Linked DNA regions of Homo sapiens: all the other regions are linked to region 3. A link is a contact called in ENCODE Hi-C or POLR2A ChIA-PET data. All regions are on one chromosome and are shown on one strand. The core of a region is the stretch at or near the end of the contact, and the rest is flanking DNA. Distances in the headings are between cores, read along the strand shown.

What was found. Hi-C counts contacts between places; a loop is a spot of excess contacts on that map. ChIA-PET counts read pairs that join two places held with the same protein, here RNA polymerase II (POLR2A). Pooled maps may share reads with other maps.
Region 1: a map of naive thymus-derived CD4-positive, alpha-beta T cell shows a loop between it and region 3 (5-fold over the local background). The contact joins the enhancer-like site here to the promoter of ACYP2 in region 3. A Hi-C loop is called at or near these places in 1 of 168 maps with a recorded cell type or tissue (naive thymus-derived CD4-positive, alpha-beta T cell) and 5 of 50 pooled maps. POLR2A ChIA-PET finds 5 or more read pairs at or near these places in 1 of 52 experiments (A673).
Region 2: a loop to region 3 is called in a map of ascending aorta, with 2.6 times the contacts of the local background. The contact joins the enhancer-like site here to the promoter of ACYP2 in region 3. A Hi-C loop is called at or near these places in 4 of 168 maps with a recorded cell type or tissue (CD4-positive, alpha-beta memory T cell, PC-9, ascending aorta and 1 more), 3 of 37 single-sample maps with no recorded cell type and 14 of 50 pooled maps. POLR2A ChIA-PET finds 5 or more read pairs at or near these places in 1 of 52 experiments (HEK293).

The regions. Positions count from the first base shown.
Region 1 is chr2:55,132,419-55,135,761 of GRCh38, forward strand. It overlaps a transcript of RTN4 not described here. Among named protein-coding and RNA genes, the nearest start is that of RTN4, 84 kb to the left of the region's middle. RefSeq lists enhancers at 1,242-2,154, 1,456-1,645, 1,475-1,769. Within about 2 kb of position 1,498, at least 23 of the 41 ENCODE cell types and tissues checked have a DNase peak (open chromatin) inside an H3K27ac peak, as active enhancers do; they include A673, where a contact is called at or near this core.
Region 2 is chr2:55,156,950-55,160,462 of GRCh38, forward strand. No RefSeq gene overlaps it. Among named protein-coding and RNA genes, the nearest start is that of CLHC1, 74 kb to the right of the region's middle. RefSeq lists an enhancer at 2,368-2,437. Within about 2 kb of position 2,187, at least 18 of the 41 ENCODE cell types and tissues checked have a DNase peak (open chromatin) inside an H3K27ac peak, as active enhancers do; they include ascending aorta and heart left ventricle, where a contact is called at or near this core.
Region 3 is chr2:54,114,202-54,117,327 of GRCh38, forward strand. ACYP2 (acylphosphatase 2) reads left to right here and starts at 1,414. Exons shown (of 4, transcript NM_138448.4): 1 at 1,414-1,555. The coding sequence starts at 1,498. RefSeq lists silencers at 1,243-1,312, 1,803-1,862.

The sequences.
Region 1 (3,343 bases), core at 248-2,747, 1.0 Mb after region 3:
CTTGAACTTAAGAGGCAGAGGTTGCAGTGAGCCAAGATGGTGCCACTGCACTCCAGCCTGGGCAACAGAGTGAGACTCTGTCTCAAAAAAAAAAAAACCTTTTAAATTAAAAGGCAAGAGTGATGGTTCATGCCTATAATCCTAGCACTTTGGGAGGCCAAGGGAGGCAGGCTGCTTGAGCCCAGGAGTTTGAGACCAGCCTGGGCAACATGGTATACCCCTGTCTCTACAAAAAATACAAAAATTAGCCGGGCATGATGGTGCATGTGCCTGCAATTCTAGCTACTTGAGAGGCTGACGAGGGAGAATCACCTGAGCATGGGAGGTGGAGGCTACAGTGAACCGAGGTCTTGCCACTGCACTCCAGCCTGGGCCACAGAGTGAGACCGTCTCTCAAAAAAAAAAAAAAAATTGAAAATTAAAAATAAATATACCGATCATTTTAGGAATTAGTTCTCACTCTCCAGTTTTGTTGTTGTTTTTTTTAATTATTATTATTTTTAAAAAACATGGCCGGGTGTGGTGGCTCACACCTGTAAATCCTGTACTTTGGGAGGCCGAGGCAGGTGGATCACTTGAAGCCAGGAGTTCAAGATCATCCTGACCAACATGATGAAACCGTGTCTCTACTAAAATACAAAAATTAGCCAGGTGTGCTGGTGGGTGCCTGTAATCCCAGCTACCTGGGAGGCTGAAGCAGGAGAATCACTTGAACCCAGGAAGCAGAGGTTCCAGTGAGCTGAGATCACGCCACAGCACTACAACCTGGGCAGCAGACTGAGACTCTGTCTCAAAAAACTAAAACTAAAAATAAAAAAATTTGTGGGTACATAGTAAGTATATTTATATATGGGGTTCATAAGATGTGTTGATACAGGCATGCAATGTGAAATAAGCACATCATGGAGAATGCGGTGTTGTCTTTTGCTTGTTTACTTTTTATTTTTCAGTTTATTTGTTCCCTCTCCCTGCCTTTTTTTTACTTGCAAAAGCAATAAATACTTGTAAAAATTGTCAGAAAGGTATAAATCTACTTCCCAATAATACGGGAGGACTGTGTCATGTGTATTTCTTGTAACCTCCTCCTTATGCAGGATACTGCCCACACCGGTATGTGTTCAGTTCAATTCCGTTAGAACTACTGTTCCTCACAAGGCTGTAAGGTACCCTTGAGGTGTCTAGTCCAATTCCTCCATTCTATGGAGGGAGAAACTGAGGCCCTGAGAAGAAGGGAAACTTAGTTAGGGACCCTGAGCTGGTTAAGTGACAGAACCATAAATAGCTCTCACCGTCCTTAACATAGCCCCTGCCAGATAACCCCTAAGGAGACCCAGCAGCCACACGGCTGATAAAGCCACTGCTTGTCAAGATGTCACAGGGTGAACCCCAAAATTGGGGTTCAGCCCAGGAAGTCATGTGGGTTCTTGGCTCCAAACAGGAAGAGCGAGCCAAGAGAGCAAAGTGAAAGCAAGTTTATTAAGTAAAGGAATGAAAGGGTGGAGAGTCCACAGGCAAAGCAACCCCAAAGGCTGCTGGTTGGCTATTTTGATGGTGATTTCTTAATCACATGCTAAACAAAGAGTGGATTTTCATGAGCTTTCTGGGAAAGGGGTGGGGAATTTCCACAACTGAGGGTTCCTCTCCCTTTCAGACCATATATGGTAACTTCCAGACGGTTGCCATGGCTTTTGTAAACTGTCATGTCGCTAGTGGGCATTTCCTTTAGTATGCTAATTTATTATAATTAGTGTATAACGAGCAGAGAGGACAACCAGAGATTGCTTTTGTGGTCACGTGGGTTTTGATTGATTTTCACTTGCCTCTTTACCGCATCCTGTTTTATCTGTGGGGTCTTTATGATTTGTATCTTGTGAACTCCTATCTCACTACCATCAGCATTCCCCTCTTCCCCCCACTCCTCCTGACCTCTTGACAGAAGCTGAGGAAATGGGAAAGCAGATCCTAGACTTGGAGAAGGTCTGTGTGGGGTCCAAGGCCACTCAGTAATAAGACTCCCCCAGGTCCAAAGTCCAGAGACAGCCCCCAGACTCACTCCATCTCTCAGAGGCTGATGCCCACCCAGCAGGCATTCACCTTAGCTCAGAGCAGCACCAATTTCCTGCATGCAGTCAATAAAGTGCAGTTTGCTTCCTGACATAAACAGCTGTTCTCAGAAAGCAAATATGCAAAGAGAATATTATTCTTCAAGTTTAAATGAGGAAGAAGAAAGGGTGGGTGAAGCGGGAGGTGGGAGCTTACACAGAGTTCTAGGTTTATAATCTAATTCTCCAGAGCCAGCCTCTGACCTGCAGCCCCCTGAGTGCCCAAGCTTTTTGGGCCCACCGAAAAGGGCTCTTGAGGCAACTCAAAACCGCTTCAGAAGTAAATGCGAGGAGTTACTTACTCAGGGTTTGCCCAGTCCTGAGGAGGAAACAATTCTGATCGGGGCTTCACTAGAGGGTCTAGATCTCTGCTGTCCAACATAGTAGCCACTTGTCACATGTGTCTGTTGAGCACTTGAAATGTGAGTCGGAAGTGAGCTGGGCTGTAAGTGTAAAATGCACATAGCACCAGGCATGGTGGCTCACACCTACAATTCCATTTGGGGAGGCCAAGGGGGAAGGATCACTTGAGGCCTAGAGTTCAAGATCAACCTGGGCAACATAGTGAGACTCCATTTCTATTAAAAAAATGTTTTTAATGCACATAAGATTTCAAAGATGGCACAAAAATAATAGTTTTAAAATCTCACTAGTAATTTTTATATTGATTATATGTTTGTTTTTTTGGTTTTTTTTTTTTTTTTTGAGATGGAGTCTTGCTCTGTCACCCAGGCTGGAGTGCAGTGGCTCAATCTTGACTCACGGCAACCTCCGCCTCCCAGGCTCAAGCAATTCTCAGGCCTCAGCCTCCTGAGTAGCTCGATTACACGTGCACACCACCATTCCTGGCCAATTTCTGTATTTTTAGTAGAGATGGGATTTCACCATGTTGGCCAGGCTGGTCTCAAACTCCTGGTCTCAAGTGATCTGCCCACCTCAGCCTCCCAAAGTGCTGGGATTACAGGCGTGAGCCACCATGCCCAGCCTCAATTATACGTTTAAAAGATAACATTTTCAATATATGGTGTTAAAACATTTAAATCATTCTGCTTCTTTTTTTACACTTTACTGAAGTATAATTGGCACACAATAAACTGCACAACTTGGTAAGTTTTGACATGTGTATATACAATACCATGAAGCCATCATCACAATTAAGATAATGAACATCTCCGTCAACCCCAAAAAGTTTTCTCATGCCCTGCTGTAGTCCTTCCTGCCAATCCCCCATCCCTAATTAC
Region 2 (3,513 bases), core at 937-3,436, 1.0 Mb after region 3:
GGCTTGTTTGTCCTGATATTGGTATTGAAAGTCCAGTCCCTGCTCCTTCAGGTAGCATAGCTTGATAGTGCTCCTCAACTCTGGCACTGACACCCCTGCATAGAAACTGTTGAATCCCTTATTGGAACACATTAATCCCCACCCAGAACCTAGCACAGTGTTATACAAATAGTAGGCTTTCAATTAGGAAGGGAAGGAAGGAGGGAAGAAGAGAGACAGATTGTTATCTACTTCCTTCTGCTAGTTCAGAAGGCCAAAGTGAGCCCAAGGAAAATGCCATCCTCAGAGCCACGTACCCACCTAGTTGTTTTGTAAGAACTGCCACATCTTTCATGCTTTTGGGGATTATTTTAATCTCTGGTAGATCTTCAGCTCTTTATGCACAGAGACTCGATCTGCTTTTTTTGTATCTGCCACTGAGGAGTGGGTACTGATTCCAGCTTCCAAGCCAGGCATGGAGGTCTCACTGCATTGCTCACTGGTGGGGAGCCCTCTCTGGGTTTAGCCATTCTGCCTTTGTCTTTTGTTTACCACAGTTATCTCTTTCTCCACCTCCACCCCAAACACCCAAAGCCAACTCATGCCAAGAGGGGAGCAGGGTCTCCTCTGATAAGCCTCCCCCACCCCCTGCTTATACTAGTGAGAGGAGGTGGCAACTGTGCCCTCAAGGCTATTCCCATAGCCATCAGCAGAGGGATCAGGGCCGATGTTTATGACCCTGTCTGTCCTGCCAAATTCACCACTAATAGAGTGCACCAAAGAACAGGGATGATGTAAGCGTGACTTTGACTATGACTAGGTCTGTCCCTTCCCACTCTTTACTATTTTTCAAGGCAGAAACACACATAGGAGAAGGGAAAGTGACCTTCATACTGTTGTTCTTACTATGGCCTCTCCCTCTAATCACAAGCAAAGTGGGAAATGCAGAACATCAGGTAAATTCTGAACAGTAAAAACAAAATAAGATTAAGAAACAAAACAAAACCCACACCTCTCATAAACAAAAGAGTGGGAAATTCTGCTTCATTAGGTAAAATCCTATTTCAGATCAACTGATTGTGGAAAGAGAGAAAAACCCATTTGACAGAATGATGAATTAAAGCAGCCAAGCAAAACCCAAACAGCAAAGCAGGAAATTGCATGGTTATTCTTAAAATCAATGTGAAAGAGAGGCAGGGCTTGGGGAAGAGAGGCTGATCCAGTTGGAGCCGCAGAAAGGAAGCTCTATGTGAGGCTTGCCGGGGCTCACCTTTCCTGTTCCAGGCCCTGTGTGCATGTGTTATCTCTGAGCCACCACAAGCTTATCTCTTATTAGTTTGAGAAGTGTAAGGAGGGCACCTCACCCAGCACTGAATGCATACAAAGGCTACCTCTCTCGACCTACACTATAAACCTGTGAGTAGTCAGGACAAGGGCTGTTGCAGCCATTACACAGATGAGAAAACCAAGTCTCAGGAAGATTTGCTCCAGGCCCTGCAGACTGGCAATAACATTTGACTCTTCTATTGCCAAGCTTGGCGCTCCCAGCCTTGGGCTGCTGCAAGAAGGGAAGAAATCAGCAGGGTAGCCAGTGAAGCTCCTCAGGCTTCTTTCCTCTTTCAATCAGGGACTGCACAGACTTCTGTGCAACCACCACCCCTCTGTCACTCCAGTTAATCCCCAGGCTCAATGGCTATAAATTCCTTGGCTACAAACTGGCCCTACGACCACAGGTATCCAGTCAGTCACACTCTTTTTTATTTTTTTATTTTTTTTTGAGACGGAGTTTCACTCTTGTTGCCCAGGCTGGAGTGCAATGGCGCAATCTCGGCTCACCGCAACCTCTGCCTCCCAGGTTCAAGCGATTCTCCTGCTTCAGCCTCCTGAGTAGCTGGGATTACAGGTGCTTGCCACCACGCCCAGCTAATTTTTGTATTTTTAGTAGAGACAGGATTTCTCTGTGTTGGTCAGGCCAGTCTCGAACTCCCGACCTCAGGTGATCCACCCGCCTCGGCCTCCCAAAGTGCTGGGATTACAGGCGTGAGCCACCGCACCCAGCCAAGCCCCACTCTTTTTTGCCAAAGTTTCTTCTGGTAAAACATACCTATAAAGAGAGATTTATACTAAGGAGGCCCCCACCCAGCTCAGCTGAAGGAAGAGAATGGGTGGGTGCTGAGGCTTCCTATTTTGGGAAATCAGTCAGTTCTCTATGAGCAGAGCCTGGGCCTCTGGCCAACAAGTCCTTGGAGAGAGGGAGAGCAACAAGTCAGGGGCAGCTTTAGAGTACTCCAGGGAGAGGGCAGCCTCAGCCCCGTGAGCACATGCTAAAGTGACACCACTATGACCTTGCCCCCTCCACTTCCACTGGGCAGGGACCTGCTTCCCATGTGTGGCCCTGAGCCTACTGGGGAAGGGATTGAGGGTGTACTGCCCCTCCCCACAACAAGGTCGGAGGGAGAACAGGCCCAGATCTGTCCTCTGCTCCAATTTCCTCCTCAGAGAGGAAGAGGTGGCTCCGCACAGCAGCTGTGTGACCCTTGGCAGTTTCTCATCTGTAAAAAAGTGACAGCAACACCTGCTTCATAGAATATGGTGCTGACTCATTGAGATGATGTCTGTGAAACACCTAACATGCACTGGGTACTCAGCTAAGGGAGGGGGCATCCCTTCCTCCCAGCAGCAATTCATGAATTCTCAGGGAGCATCAGCCTCTCGTACATCTTGTTCTGCACCATCAATGACAACCTTCCCTAAACCCCAAATATAGCTCTCTCTATGCCAGCTGCATATGCCTATCTGCAGCTCCTCCAGTTCCATTCTGGCCATTGGTTCTGCTGTATATTTTATTATACAAAATATATATTATATACTTATATAGTATTTCCCACATACCCAGGACTCTTCTAAGACCTTTATGTCTGTTTCTTAAAAAGCACAACCCCTTTCTTTCTTATCTTTTTTTTTTTATGAAATAAAGTCTCACTGTCACTCAGGCTGGAGTGCAGTGGCGCAATCATAGCTCACTGCCATGTGAGAGTGAGCCTCAAACTCATGAGTTCAAGTACTCCTCCTGCCTCAGCCTCCTGAGTAGCTGGGACTGCAGGTGTGCATCACCACACCTGGCTAAGCCTGGCTAATTTTTTTTAATTTTTAGTAGAGGCAAGGTCTCACGATGTAGCCCAGGCTGGAACCCCTTTCACTTAATCATCAAATGCTCCCAACAGTATGGCTGAAGTGCTAATTTTGCAAAGAAAAACTTGGCCACTAATCCTTATTTTTATTTCCAAATACAGTATATTTCTTCTAACCAGGGTATTTTCAAACTCTTAAACACTGCAGGTTTCTGATGTAAATGCATGATCTTTCTTTAAGAACTTGCCTCGGCTCAGCCCCTTCCCACCATACATTCCAAAACTAAAGCAACTTTAAGAGCTGAAGCCAAGCTGCTGTGCCTAGCAAATCATCAGCATTGATGCCACTCTCAGACCTTTTCAAATGAGCCAGTAGGAAGAATGTCAGTGACAAGTTGGGAAC
Region 3 (3,126 bases), core at 164-2,663:
TTCTCACAAGTAAACAGATTTGGAATTCTAGAAGGTGGCAGATTATCAATAGCTGTATCCAGATCCTTTGGAGTGGTGGATGGTTTTATATTAAAACTTGGTAATAGCTCACCAGGAAATAAAATTCAGCCTTAACCTTCTAGGCAATTGGGATGTTGCTGAGAATAATCAAGACAATCAAAAAAAAAAAAAAAAAAAAAGGTCGGGTGTGGTGGCTCACACCTGTAATCCCAGCACTTTGGGAGGCCGAGGCAGGTGGATCACCTGAGGTCAGGAGTTTGAGACTAGCCTGGACAACATGGTGAAACCCCGTCTCCACTAAAAATACAAAAATTAGCTGGGTGAGGTGGCGCATGCCTGTAATCCCAGCTACTTGGAAGGCTGAGGCAGGACAATTTCTTGAACCTGGGAGGTGGAGGCTGCTGTGAGCTGAGATTGCACTACTGCACTCCAGTCTGGGAGACAAGAGCGAAACTCCGTCTCAAAACAACAGCAACAAACCCACACCAAAAAAACTGTATGAACAGCAGACAAGATGACTACAGTGTTTTTCTTTTGTCTGTTTCCACTAGCATAAAAGACTTCATATTTTTAAAAAGTTTCTTATCCCAGAAAATATCACAATCCGTTTAGAATACGAGTTCAGGCTCAATTCCTTCCTGACTGTACAGAAGAGCTCAAGATGTTGCAGACCTTATCTTAAAAGCTGGCTTGGTAGTCACCTAAACATTTCATAAATAATTTACTAACTCTCAAAACACTAAACACGCAGGCCCTTGATTTCAAAAGCCAATCTTGCTGGGATGGAGTGGGGTGGGGGACCTGGGATGGGGGATGAAAGGGGTTGGAAATGGGGAGATATTGGTCAAAGGGTACAAAGTTTCAGTTAGTGTGAATAATAAGTTCTGAAGATCTGTTGTCTAACATGGTGACTGCGATAAATGTATTGTGTCCTTAAAAATTGATGAGAGTAGATCTTAAATGTTCTCTTCATTAAAAAATGGTGCAATGGATACGTTAATTTCATTGATGTAATCATTTCACAATGCATACATATGTCAAAACATCACCTTGTACACCACAAATATACCCAACTTTTATTTGTCAATTACACTTTAATAAAGCTGGGGGAAGCCACTCTTTTTTTGGGCACAGCATCCGGCTTTTATTTACTAACTTTGAGAACAGAGTACCTTGATCAATTAAATGGTAGGGAGCGCTGTGGAGACAGCATCCTCCCCAGTCCGGGAAGAGAGGCCTAGGATGCCTGGGGCCCAGCGGCCTCTTCCCTCCTGGCGTCCCCGGCTGCCCTCGCTCCCAGGCCCCGCAGTCTCATTTGCCGCTTCCGACGCGTGACCCCGGCGCGCTAGCGTCCGGGACCGGTGACAGGCGCGGGGTGCGCCAAGCAGTCCCATGTGTCCCCTCCCTCTCGCAGCCGCCGCAGTCGCTGCGCCCCGAGCCCCTCTCCGGCTCCTCAACAGAGGGCTCGCCGCCGCCATGTCTACCGCCCAGTCACTCAAATCCGTGGACTACGAGGTGTTCGGAAGAGTGCAGGGTAGGAGGCCCCTCTACGGTGGGAGATCAAAAAGGTTATGGGAGGAAGGGGAGAAAGCTGTGAGAAGCGCCTCCCACCTAAAGTATGCCTTTTCCCGTTGTGGCTGGGACTTCCGCTCCGCCATGACACAGCAGCGGCGGCGGGGAGGGAGGCGAAACGCGCATGCGCCCGAGGACTTGGACGGGCGGAAGTACGGGAATGGGGAGGGAAGTGGGGGAGCGGGAGAGGAGGGGTCAGGGGACTGCTGAGGACCAGAAGTGGGCGGCTGCTGGGTGCGGGAGTAAGCGGCACGGGGGAATGTTGAAGTTGGGTAGGAAAAGAAGAGGGTCTTTTAACTAGTGGTCTCGTTGCTTGCCACTGAAGCTACCTGGGCTTGACTTGAGTTTTAGGAAGGACACTTAGATGGTTTAAGGTTAATTTTTCAGAGGTCAAACCTTTTTTTAGACCTCTTTGTAGCTCTTAAAAGAATGAAATTGTTATCTAATTTTTGTTTCATCCTAAGTTTAAGTAGTTGCCAAGTTTGTAATGTCTGGCTTGTTGAAAATATTGATATTTATAAATGAAAATATTAAGTCACTCTGAGATTTATGCAATGGAATATAAATAGGGTAGTGATTTAACATCCACCATCTTCATTTAAAATAAAACTCTTCAACAATGGGAAATTTTACTCATTTCTTTTCCTCTTTGAATTTGATTTTCATTTCACTTTTCCCACCGAATTACCCCATTGTTTTGCTTGAGGGTTTTTTTTTTTTTTTTGCTCACCCTATCATACTTTTCTGCAATATGTATATGTACATATATGCACATGTATGAATAAGTGTAATGCTTTTTCTTAATTTCCTTTGACAATAAGGCTCTCTTAGAAACAAATGCTGGTTCTTTGGTGCCAAAAAGAAGAACTAGCGCTCAAAGAATTTTCTCAGCAAGGCAATTTTACCTCTATAGAAGGGTGCGACTCGCGGATGAAGCAATGGCAACGGCACACCTGAACAGGGGAGGGGAAGGGGTTCTTATTCCTGATGCAGGTAGCCTCTACTGCTGTGTCTTTCCCCTACTGGCTAGGGTTGGACCGCACAGTCTAAGCTAATTCCGACTGGCTATTTTAAAGAGCAGGCGTACGAGCTCAAGTGGCGGGGTGAATAATTTGGCAGGAAGGGTGGTTACAGAACAGGTGACTCAGGATGATTCAGGTCAGAGCAGGTGACCAGGGGTGACTCAGGATGGAGCAGGTGACCAGAGGAATAGAGGTGAACTACTGATTAGAACTGGTGGAAAAGGTTGTTTACTGAAACTAGAGGCGAGGAGAACGAGGAAGCTAGACTTTAGAGCGCAAAGAACCGAGCATACTGACATACTGATTCTTTGAAGAGAAATTTAGAACTCATTGTATTCAACAGCTCCAAGTATTAAATTTTTTGTCTGGATGGAGTTATTATTGAAATTATTATTAGAACACTAGATGAAAATATAAAAAGTATGATAAACATTATTAAAATTTAAAGGTAAATTTGTGTTAGAAGTTTATTTTTTTAATTTTATTTTTTTAAGAGATGGAGTCTTGCTCT